Regions from separate parts of the Homo sapiens genome. Here region 2 is linked to region 1. Evidence: chromatin loops called from intact Hi-C (ENCODE). Cell type or tissue: heart left ventricle. All regions are shown on one strand. Each heading gives the region's core, and the rest is flanking DNA. Links, peaks and the distances in the headings are about the cores only.

What was found. Hi-C counts contacts between places; a loop is a spot of excess contacts. Peaks named below come from ENCODE experiments on the same cell type or tissue, not always from the same donor. Only the 100,000 strongest peaks of a DNase experiment are listed, where the experiment ranks them.
Region 2: a loop joins it to region 1, with 2.2 times the contacts of the local background. A loop is called at or near these places in 6 of 110 quality-filtered maps.

The regions. Positions count from the first base shown.
Region 1 is chr12:92,550,424-92,556,237 of GRCh38, forward strand. No RefSeq gene overlaps it. Among named protein-coding and RNA genes, the nearest start is that of LINC02397, 87 kb to the left of the region's middle. RefSeq lists enhancers at 1,459-1,898, 3,028-3,217. In heart left ventricle, for the core only: no CTCF peak of the experiment used is centred there; a DNase peak (open chromatin) is centred at 3,178; H3K27ac peaks cover 2,136 bases.
Region 2 is chr12:91,991,564-91,997,377 of GRCh38, forward strand. LINC01619 (long intergenic non-protein coding RNA 1619) reads right to left here. Exons shown (of 5, transcript NR_132341.1): 2 at 1,807-1,966. Among named protein-coding and RNA genes, the nearest start is that of LINC02404, 120 kb to the left of the region's middle. In heart left ventricle, for the core only: no CTCF peak of the experiment used is centred there; no DNase peak of the experiment used is centred there.

The DNA.
Region 1 (5,814 bases), core at 301-5,300:
CTGCCCCATGTGCAACACTATCTGGAGCTCAGAGCCTTTGTACCCAATTTCACTTTTGCCAGTACTCTGCTTTATGACTGGACTCTGCCTCCATAACTAATAGATCAATTATGGTAGCACTTACAATCTGCCAGGGACATGTCTACATGCTTTATATCCTAAATCATTAAGATCCACAACCACCCTATTACTTAAGTATGATTATTACCACCAGTTCACAGACAAGAAAACTAAGCTACAGAGAGATCAAATGCCTTAACTGAGGTCACTCCACTCACTCCACTAGTAAGGGGTGATGTTGGGATTTGAATCCATGCAGTTGGCTCCACAGTTCACACTATTAAGCAGATGTTTCTCTAGGAAGCTTTTTTATCCACTTACTGAGAGGCTGGGGGAAAGAGTTCCAGAAAGCAACCACCTGACTCATGAGCAGTGACCATTCTCTGGGATATGACCCACCCACTTCACTGATACCTAGTGCTCATCACTTTGACAAATACAACTAAGATTGTTTCCTGCCTTGGGTTTCATGATTGCAATTTTCAGAGCTGGCCTCTGGATAAGGTCCTTTTTCTAGACATTATTATGCCCCATATTTGTATTTGTCAGGAAACTGGAGAGTTTATTCCAGGAACTAATTTGAAATTATAAGAATTTTTTTTCGTCCGTCAGAATAACCATTCATGAAAAGATAATGCATACATCAGTGAAGGAAGGTTCTTAAAATGGGTCAGCCAGAAAAAGGAAGAATTAAATTGGATGGCATGATTACATAGGACAACCAAGGACACCAAAGGGGCCCAAAGAAAAGAGAGCCCATGAAGAAATAGAACTGACCAGCATGAAGGTTGTACTTGGATGTTTAATGTGAAGCTGTGTTCGGTTGCCTTTTTCAGATGGAGAGAAGACGGTCCCAGTCTTCTAGGTCTGGGAAGCCAGGTCTACTATGGAGGCCTTAACTCCTGTGTGGAAAAGGCTGAGGTAGCACATTTCACCATAGGAGGAAGAAGAGACACCAGTGAAGGATACACAGCAGTAAGAGATATGGAAAAGAACAAGGGTAATGAATGGTAATTAATTCATTTATTTGCCCATTCATTCATTCTACGAATATATATGGAGCACCTACTGTGTGCTACCCTCTGGGGCAGATTTTGGCTTCAGGGAGCTTACTTGACAGTTGGGACCCAGAAAATGAGCAAAGCAATTGCCCCTTTCTTCCTGTGTACATATCAGAGGGGTAGATGGAGTGAATGCTGTGAGAACATAGGACAGGAATGAACCTTCTGTCAGGGTCTCATGAAAGCCCGGGTTGGTGAGTTTTAAAATGAGACCTGCAAAATGAGAAGGAATCTGTCACACAAAATGTAGGGAGAGAGGGTAAGGAAGAAGAACATTTCAAAAAGAAGTGTTGTTGTTTATTCCCCAAAGATGGCCAGAAAAGTGACTAAGAAAAGATCACAGGACTCCAGGTTGCCTGGGCAATCTCTGAGAGCCCTGTCTAGGGTGAAGTGGGAGTGAGACCAACAGAATAGTGTTAAGGGGACAGCTTATGGCAGGAAATGGGGACAAGCAATGCATGTGATTTGTCTGAGCTGGAGTGGGGGAGGATGAGCTTGGTTTTGCTATGTCAGGCCATTAGTTGGGGCAATTTTCAGTTTCCATTTGAGCCTGAGCCTGGAGTAGGTGCATTCCAGATATGCAGAAATCATGACCATGGAATGATTCATCTCCAGTTAGCTCCCTCAAAAATTCCCCACAGTCACTATCTGACACCTTTTCCTCAGGCCTCCACCTTGCACCTCCCCTGCCCCCTCCAGAATGACTTTGTGTCATTCTTCACTGAGAATGAGGCCATCAGAGAAAGCCTTCCTCATTTCTCCCTTTTCTACCTCTTTATTTCTCTAGATCTTCACCCTCCCTTTTTGGGAGAGGAACACTTCCTCCCTCCTGCAACCTTCCTCCACCTATCTATACTCAAACATTAACTACTAATGTGATCAAAGAATCATTATTCCTTCATTCCATAAATAACTCCACACCAGCACTTGATCCCTGTCTTCCTTTCTCTTCTGTAACTTGTACCACAAATCATGCTTGTTTATTTAATTTCTCCCTCACTACCACCATCTATTTCTAAACCAACAGCCTACTCAAGTCTGCCTGCTTCCCAAGAGTCCTCACTCAATCCTGCTTATCTTTTTGGCCAACCTCCAACTCTCTGGAATTTGACCTCAGGACTTCTTGGAGATGATTGGATGGCTGTTTTTACCTTCTAGTGACCCACTCACTCCTCAGCCTTTATCATCTGACTTTCCAGCCTGCCTATGTGTTTTTTACCCTGTTGCAGCCCCTGCCACCACCCCAGAATGCTGTTCTGTTGCACTCCTACCCGCTATGGGACTGTGTACCTGCCAGGCCTCTAGATGCTGCATCCCTCTCCTTGACCCTCATCTGAAGCCCAACCCTATGCCAATCTATAGAATGAACCCCAATTCAGACAAAAGAGATGTCAAGGTAACCAACTCCACCCTCTGAGATCCACGACTAGCCAAGGCTTGCCATTGCTCCACGTTACATCTCTGTTGTGAGAGCCATCTTGATTCTCATGTGTGAGCCCAGATTTGGCTCTAAGACTGATCTCTTAGTTTCATTCCTGTTCAACCTATTTGTTGAGCATGTATTATGGGCCAGACTCTGGCACACAACTCCTACACATGATTACCCCTCCCGTTCACAACACGGCGATGCTGGAGAGCCCTACATAGTCAGCAGACCCATGCTACAGAGGGTTTGAGGAACTCTTCCAAGGACACACAGCCATTCCATGGTGGAACCAGAACTCAAACAGGCATTCTGATTTTAGAGCCTTTGCTCAATAAATAGTTATAACAGAAGAGAGAGTGGAGACGTGTGTGTGTGTGTGTGTGTGTGTGTGTGTGTGTGTGTGTGTAGGGGTAGAAGATAGTGGTGGGGGAGCTTTCTGAGACCCTGCTACTCATGCCAGATTTTCTGGTCCTGATTAGCTACTGCCTGGCTGCCAGAAGCTGTTATTATCACTCACTCCCGTGCTCCTGTCACTGGGCTTGTGGAAACTTGCCCTTCCTTCTGCTCTCGGTCTCTGATGCTGACAGCTATGCTGGAAAATCCCATGCTGGCCACTGCCACACTTACCAGAGGCATATTGTACGTGCTGGTCTGGACTTCCTGCCTGACCCCTACGTGTCCTGTGCCTGCCCCTTCACAGGAGGTCGGTCTACTTCCTGGCCAGGGCCTTTCCAGCCTGTCTCACCCCTGTGCAGGTAACAGAGCTCTTTTCTCTGCCACCACTTCCCCACGGAGTCTTTTCCATGGTTCTCCCTGACAGAATTCATGCTACATAGTCTTTGTTAACTCATGGCATGCACTTTCTTCCTGCTTCTTTCCTCAATTTATGTGAGATTAAGTTAATACCAACCTATCTTGTTAACCCCTTCTAATACGTAATCTTCTTTATTTTAAAATTTAAATGTTTGTTATATTGAATTCAGTAACTAGAACATTCTCCTCCAAAATAAGAATGGTACAAAAACCTCAAATAAGTAAGTCTGTTGGGGAAAACAAGTTCCCCCAAAGAATAAATCTACCAGGAGAGTAAAAACGATGATAATCAGAACAATGATCAATAATCACTATTGTCAAAGTGCCTGGCAATCACCAAACACCAGATTCATCGGCTCTTCACCGTCCTGTAGGATGACTTCTGTGACTTGCTAAAACCCACACAATAAGTATAATGGTGACAAGACTCAACTCCCAGGCTCTGACATTAAGTCCTATTGTCTTCCTAAAATGCTCCTTAAAGAGAGGATTTCTGTCTCACATGGTCATCTGGATCATTTGAAAACTTCAAGCAGAAAGTCCCAAGGTCACCATTAAATGTTTTCCAAGATTACACATCTTCAAACAGAAACCCAAAATAATGAAAACCAGGAACCAAGACTTCCAGCTTCTCTAATGAGAGTAAGTCTTAGTTCTTTTTCCTTACTCCACAAGAAAAATTATATCTCCCAAGGGGAGTTATGGGCTTTCCAAAAGAGGAGCAAAGGGATTTGAGCTTAGGAAATGAAACTTTGCTCAGCACTCTTCAGGAATGACGTTCTCCTTCCTCCCCTATAACAATGCAAGTGCACATTCATTTTCTTACATTTTAAATCACTGAACAAAAAGGCCTAGTTTTATTTATCCTGCTGCTGCCACTGTGGCAAAACTAAATGTGTGGTGCATAAACTGTTTATAAATCTTGTCTCCAACAAGAGAACTGAGTGTGCACTTTTTGAGGACCTTAGTTCATTCAGAATGATGAGAAAATTTGGGAGAAATTTTTCTCTTGATATAAGAGCTGTATAGGCCAAATGGACTTCCTTTTCTGGCCTAAATGCTGTGTTTATAAAAATGGTGTGCTGTAAATAGCAAAGTATAGAAGTGAGAAATTATGCCTCTGCTGAATAAACCACACTCCCGGCCGACTGACTCCCTGCTTCTTCAAAGTGAAGAAACATTTGTTCCTATATCTTGTGAACAACAAGCTGGATCCATTGAAAATGCCAGATAACATTGATCTTGGGGAATAAGAAAACAACCTTTTTAAAGGTCAGAACTGTCTTAGTTTTTAATGGATTATTGGTTGATGAATTCTTTCATGAAATATTTCTCTAATGCCTTCTGTGTCGAGAACCATTCCAGGATCCAAATATACCCTTGCTTCCATTTTCTGCATCAGGGTCAGTGATCCTGCTGAAAGGTTAATTTCATTATACCACATCAGTCTCCTGCTCCAAACCTCTCACTGGTTTCCCTCTGCACTTAGAACAACTTCCAACTCCTTCCTGCCATGTACAAGGCCCTGTCTTCTCAGGTGGCCTCATCACTCACCTCCTTCACACTGTACCCCACCCCAGCCACACTGGCCTTCCCACCAGGCTCATTTTCAACTCAGTGTTCTCCCACGTGCTGCGGCCACTGCAGGGGCACTCTCCCCGAGGCTTCTCCCTCATGGGACTGGCATCTCCTCACCTCTCAGGTCTCCACTCAAATATCACCTCCTGGACCTGGCGCAGTGGCTCATGCCTGTAATCCCAGCACTTTGGGGGGCCAAAGTGAGTGGATCACCTGAGGTCAGGGGTTTGAGACCAGACTGGCCAACATGGTGAAACCCCGTCTTTACTTAAAATACAAAAATTAGCCAGGCATGGTGACACATGCCTGTAATCCCAACTACTCAAGAGGCTGAGGCACAAGAATCTCTTGAACCCAGGAAGCAGAGGTTGCAGTGAACCAAGATCGCACCACTGCACTCCAGCCTGGGTGACAGAGCAAGACTCCATCTCAAAAAATAAAAATTAAAAAATCACTTCCTAGGAGGTGATTCTTTTTCTAAATTTGCTCTTCCTTCTCTATTTTCTATCCCCTTACCCTGCCCCCTTTATTTTATAAATAGTAATTATCACTCTCATAAACCTTTTTTATTTTCCTGTTTACTAATTTATTATCTATTTCCTCCAACTAGAAGATAAGACCTTTATGAAATTTGTCTTAGTTATAGTTGCATTCCCAACATGCTGAATTCAGTTCCCTGAATAAACTTTCAGGATGCCACCCACAAGACAATTCTGTTATATTTTTCCCTCATATGTTGAAAAAGCCATAGGATTTGAGGATACCATCAATTATTTTTCATTGATAAGGATTTTTGACTTTAGAAACTACAGAGAAGGGTCTCTTCACTCAGAGTATTTTTTATTTTCTCTGTGTTGTAGGCATACCCACAGTATT
Region 2 (5,814 bases), core at 507-5,506, 560 kb before region 1:
CTTTAGCAAACCCTTACCATAGCCATGTGAGGGAGACATTGTTCCCATTTAACAGATGACAACATTGGCTTAGAAATGTGACATAACTACCCAAGGGCATACAACAACTAACACTGGAATCTAATCCACATGTGTCTGATTCTGAAAGCAGCACCTTGGCCCATATTTTCTCCCTTCTTTTTTTTCCTCTGCATTACTTTTTCCCCACATACTCTTCCAAAAATATGTACTTATTTTACTATTTTTACAAAATTTTTGGAATATAATTTTTACATATTTACTACATCTAGTTGATTGACCAATCAGTGTATTCTGTAAACCTCAGGAAAGAAGTCCTCTGGGTTGTTACAGGGCAGGCTGGATCCTGGGAGTCACTATTATCTCTCTTAGATAAATCAAGCTGTTTTCTACATGACTAGTTTATCTAACAATTCATTGGTCAGACATCAGATAGGAACTCTCCCCCATCCTCAATCCGCTTCCTACCCACCCTCAACCCCAAGAATTCTCTAAAGGCCACTAAAAATCAAAAAAACAACATCAGAATTAGCATTTGCTGGAAATTAGGAAAATAGTGACAGAATTCCCTAAACCTCCTTTTTTTCAAGTCTGACTTTTGTATTCCTTAGAGAAAACAAAGGCAAAACCCCTTAAAATTGTGTTTGGGGGATGGACCTTTCCTGCAAGCTTGATATTTTCCATCTGTGCATATATTTGGATGTCTAAGCATGTGTTTATAACATATAATCCCATTATTAAATATACAGAATAATAAGAAAATATATTGGAGAGAGGGAAAACTATTTACTCAAAGGATTTTTTTACATTAAAATAGAAATCTCTACTGCATTCTTTTGCAAAATAAATTGCTAGGAACTGTGAGATGCCCATTTTTCTTTCTAACTCAGACCAGACAGGCAGACTGAGAAACTAAGCAACCTATGGCAAAGGCAGAAGGAAGGTGTGCAATGAGGGAATGGGGCAGCTCAGCTGGTATGCTAATGAGCTCTCCTCAAAACCATTGGCCCAAAATGTCTTAAATGGACTTCCATTTATAAAAATTAAATGTACCCATTTTTAAACTCACATATATAACCTATAGAAAGATCTGCCTAGGTAGTAAACTTGAATATGTGTATCAATGAATGAGAACATTGGTCTATGGATGTCAAGTCTGGTATGTATCAGAAGCGCTTGGAGTGGTTTTTAACTTAGGTAATTTGGGCACCACAGCTGACAATTCTGATTTAGTGGATCTGGGAGGAATTCAGGCATGGGCATCTTAACAAGTCCTTCCGAATCCACCCACATCCAACCACCATGTACATATATACACGTGATTCTGAAACACACCTAATTCTAGGCTATTTAATGGAAAATGGTCGATAGTTCCTCTATGTTGAGGGAGACAAGGTAGACATTCCACAGGACACCCTGGAGGAAAGGAATCATTCCTGACTTGTCCAAGATGTTAACTAAAAGGTATATGCAATCTTTATAAGGAGAAACTGATGCCCACAGCTCCTTAACTAATGCATTTGGTTTATAGAGCGTATTTTATTTAAAATTTTAAAGGCTACTGAAATTCCTCTCTCGAAACTCTCCCTCACTTACATAACCTTAGCCCTATTCTTACATTACCTAGCCCATTCTCTTTACTTCTATTATTGCAGTTTCTGACACATAATTTCAAATGAAGATCGATAGATGCTTCTAAGGGAAAAAATGAAAAACATTAGCTTTTCTCAATGCTCATTAAATTCATATGCGCTCTCTTGGTCAGCTGGGGCTGCCATAACAAAATACCATTGACTGGGTGGCTTGAACAGCAGACATTCATTTCTCATGGTTCTTGAGGTTGAGAAATCCAAAATCAAGATACTGGCCAATTTGGTTCCTCGGTGAGGGCTCTCTTCCTGTCTTGCGGTCAGTCATCTTCCCACCGTATCTTCACATAGTCAGAGGTCTGGAGGCAGGGCACAGGGGAGAGAGAAGGAGAGAGCGAGCACTCTGATGTTTTTTTCCTCTACTTATAAGGACACTAATTCCACCATGAGAGCTCCACCCTCAAGGCTCCTAAATCTAATTACCTAAAGGCTTGCATATCCAAATATCATTACACTGGGAATTAGGGCTTCAACATATAAATTTCAGAAGGACACAAACGGTCTATAACATGTACAAGGATAAACATTATATTCTTCAGAGAAGAGGCCATAAGCACCAGCCAACACATTGATATGCCAGGCCATTGTTCCCCCTCAAATGAGTCATTCCCAGTGAGAAAATTAACTTATTTAAAAGAATGTGAATCAATCTTATTTTCAAAAGAAAAATGCCAATGTCAGTTTCCACTATATCAGTAATCATGTATTTGTAGAAACAGAATGCTAACAAAGAATAAAATTCAAAAATCCAGCACTCAAGTTACCAACTTGGTGACAGTTGCCTAGTTAGTGACATCAACTGTTCAAAGGGAAGCAGGGAAAAATGACTAAAGTTATTCAACCATCTCTTAAATCTGTAATTCTGTCTATGAATTAGCCACTCTACTTCATGCTTCATTGCATATTTTTTGGAGATAGCTAATTTTTCTGATTTAATTTATTTCTCTGAGTTTAGTTACTTTTCAGAACATATTTTATAGAAGTACTATAAAGGCTAGTAAACTTAAAAGATGTTTCCATTTATACATGCCAAGGGTAGAACAGTTTTCTTCTCCCCCTATATTTCCATTAGTTAATACTTTAAAAAGCCCGTGAAATAGCATCTATTCTGTCATTTTATTATCTGCTTGCTCCCCTCCAGCCATCATGGGAAAGATTTTAAGTACAGACATGCTATCAGATCTTTACTTCTGGAAATAAGGAGTTTCTGCAGTGAATAACAGTTACATTCTAATTATATTAATTCAGGCTGCAATTTCTTTGAAATATAAAGGACCTGCTGTCAGGGTGGTGTGGACAATGGAGGCTGAACATGTCAATGACATGACAAATTCCTCGAGCAGAGTGCCAGATGTATTGTTGCCCAGGATTCTTTTTTGAGAGCAAATTCAGTAAGCACTACCAGTGTCAACTCTGGAGTAAGGAATTGGTTCATTTGTTATCTTTCCAAGTTGCAGGTACATCTGCCAGAAGAGTCTGCCAACAGATGAATTGGTAATTAAAATCATTTCCGTGGCTATAGGGAGTGATTCCGAAATTGTTTCGCTTTTATTTCTTTCTTTTCCTGTGTAGAGGAAAAAATACTTTGGTGAATATTGATATGAATTTACCATGGGCAATACTAGAATTATGTGATTCATGAGTGCCTCACTATCCACATTCATACATGATCACCTTTGCTGGGATTTTAAGCTTTTCTTATAGAATTTTAAATTTCCATTCTTTGCCAGTTCTGTATGTTAGAATAATGCTTCATCTTATAAGTTCTTTGCAGATATAACAATACCTGATATAGGTCAAATACACTTAATAATACCACTCAATTTAAGAAACGGTATATTGTATCCCTTGCCTATTCAAGCTACTATGCTAAAATAAATAATAAATAATGTTGATAAATTTAAAATGTTGATAATTTAATTAAAATTAAAAATACATTATATAATATGAAGCAGGTGCTAGTGTAATATCTGCTCATAGTAGTTACCTAACAAATATCATTTTAGCTCTTCTTTTCTGTCCAGAAAGATACTACTTTGCCATCCACGTATCTATACCACATCACCATCATCATCATCACAACAATGAAAACAAAATAAACTAACATTTATTGACCATTTCCTATAAACAATCTAAGCATTTTATATGTATTCATTTACTTTATCCTTACAAAACTCTGCTTTGTATCCTTGTTGTACTATTGAGGAGGATCAGCCAAAGAGAAGTAACTTGCCCACACTGACACCACTAGGAAGTATCAGACCTAGAGATTTTACCCAAGTAGTCTGAATCTCAAGCACTCAAGCTTAACTACTTTCCAATAATGTCACGTAAGACCATATAAATAAATTAACTACAATAATTTTCCCAAATTGTGCAATAGCCCATTAATTGACTTGTCTTTTATTAGTCATTTGCTTACTCTTTTTTTCTTTTCTTCCTCTTCTCTTTCTCTCCTTCCTTCTTGTTCTTGTGTGTGTGTGTATATATAAAGAGATATATATTTATATATTATATATTACATATATAATATATATAACATATAATATATAATATATATTATATATTTATATAATATATATTACATATATAATATATATTATATATTGCATATATATCTATTATATATAATACATTACATATATTAGATATATAATACATTACATATATTATATATATATAATATATATGTAAAGAGAGACAGAGAGAGAGCTGCTTCTCTTTTTTAGCAACAAAGCAAGGTTTTCTACCATCCTCAGAAACTCAGAGGAGTCTTTATGAGAACTGCTAAATAGAAAATACTGTTCTAAAATTAAATTTTTAATTGTCTTATGGATTACTTTATTTAAAACTAGACAACAAAGTAGGTTTATAAATGTTGGTGACCTATGAGTTTACAATCAAGTTATTAGGATATGATGTGTGTATACATATATGGATATGTGCATGTAGGTACACATACATATATATAGCTATATATACACATATAATAGAGCATTGGAATACTTCAAATATGTTTAAATATGTGACGTCTTAGTGATCTTAACAGAAACAACAATTCATGTTTACCTCAGAGGAGAGAACCAACTCATTATTTTGCAAACTGCTAGATGAGGTAAAGAACAAAACATTTATCCTGGGTTTTGTTACTGTAGATACAAGTAGGAAATGGGGAGGGGAAGAAGTTTCTCCTTACAGAAATACCCTAGTCAATAAATGAAGAATGAATCGTTAGTGGATACATGTTATTTTATATTTGTCAAAACCTATAGAATGTATAACACCAAGAGTGAACCCAAAGAAAGGATGGACTTTGGGTGATAATAATGTGTCAATGTACATCCATCAATTGTAAACAGCTTACCACTCTAGTGAGGAATATCAATAATGAAGGAAGCTATGCATGGGTGGGAGCTGGGGGTACATGGGAATTTTACATACTTTCCACTCAACTTTGCTGCAAACCTAAAACTGCTCTAAAAAATAAAGTCAATTTTTTAAAATCATAAAATTAAGATATCACCACTTTGCAATAGCAAAAGAATTGATTAATCCAGGCAAAAATCCTCAATAGTTGTTAACATTTCACACATGCACATTTCCACTTATGGAAATATATACCACTATTTGTGAAGTAATCTTGCCAAAACCATGGAAGCAGAATCTGATCTCTAGCCGTAACTGTGAATTTAAAAGAAGTGCATTGTACAAGATGATGAATATGTTTGAGAACACATTAGGGATGGAATCAAGACAATTCAAATTATTAGAAAATCTTCAGTTAAAACAATCTCGTTTCTCCAATAAGACCAAGGAAAAGAAAAAAAAAGGGACCAAGAAAAAAAAAAGTAGAGATGAAGATAGAGCCTACAGGTTAAAAGAGACCCTAGAAATATATCAAATAATAATAAATCATGAACCTTGTTTAGATCTGGATTTGATTGTTAAAAAAATAGATGGTAAGATAATTGGAGATACGTGTATACTGACTACATATTAATTGATATTAGAAACTATTGTAATGTTTTTAGGTGTCATAATGGTATTTTATTTTAAAGAATCCCTATCTCTTAGAGACCCAAACTGAAAGATATATAGGTAAAAAGAAATTAATGCTTGGAGCTTTGTCTCAAAATAATGGGAAAAA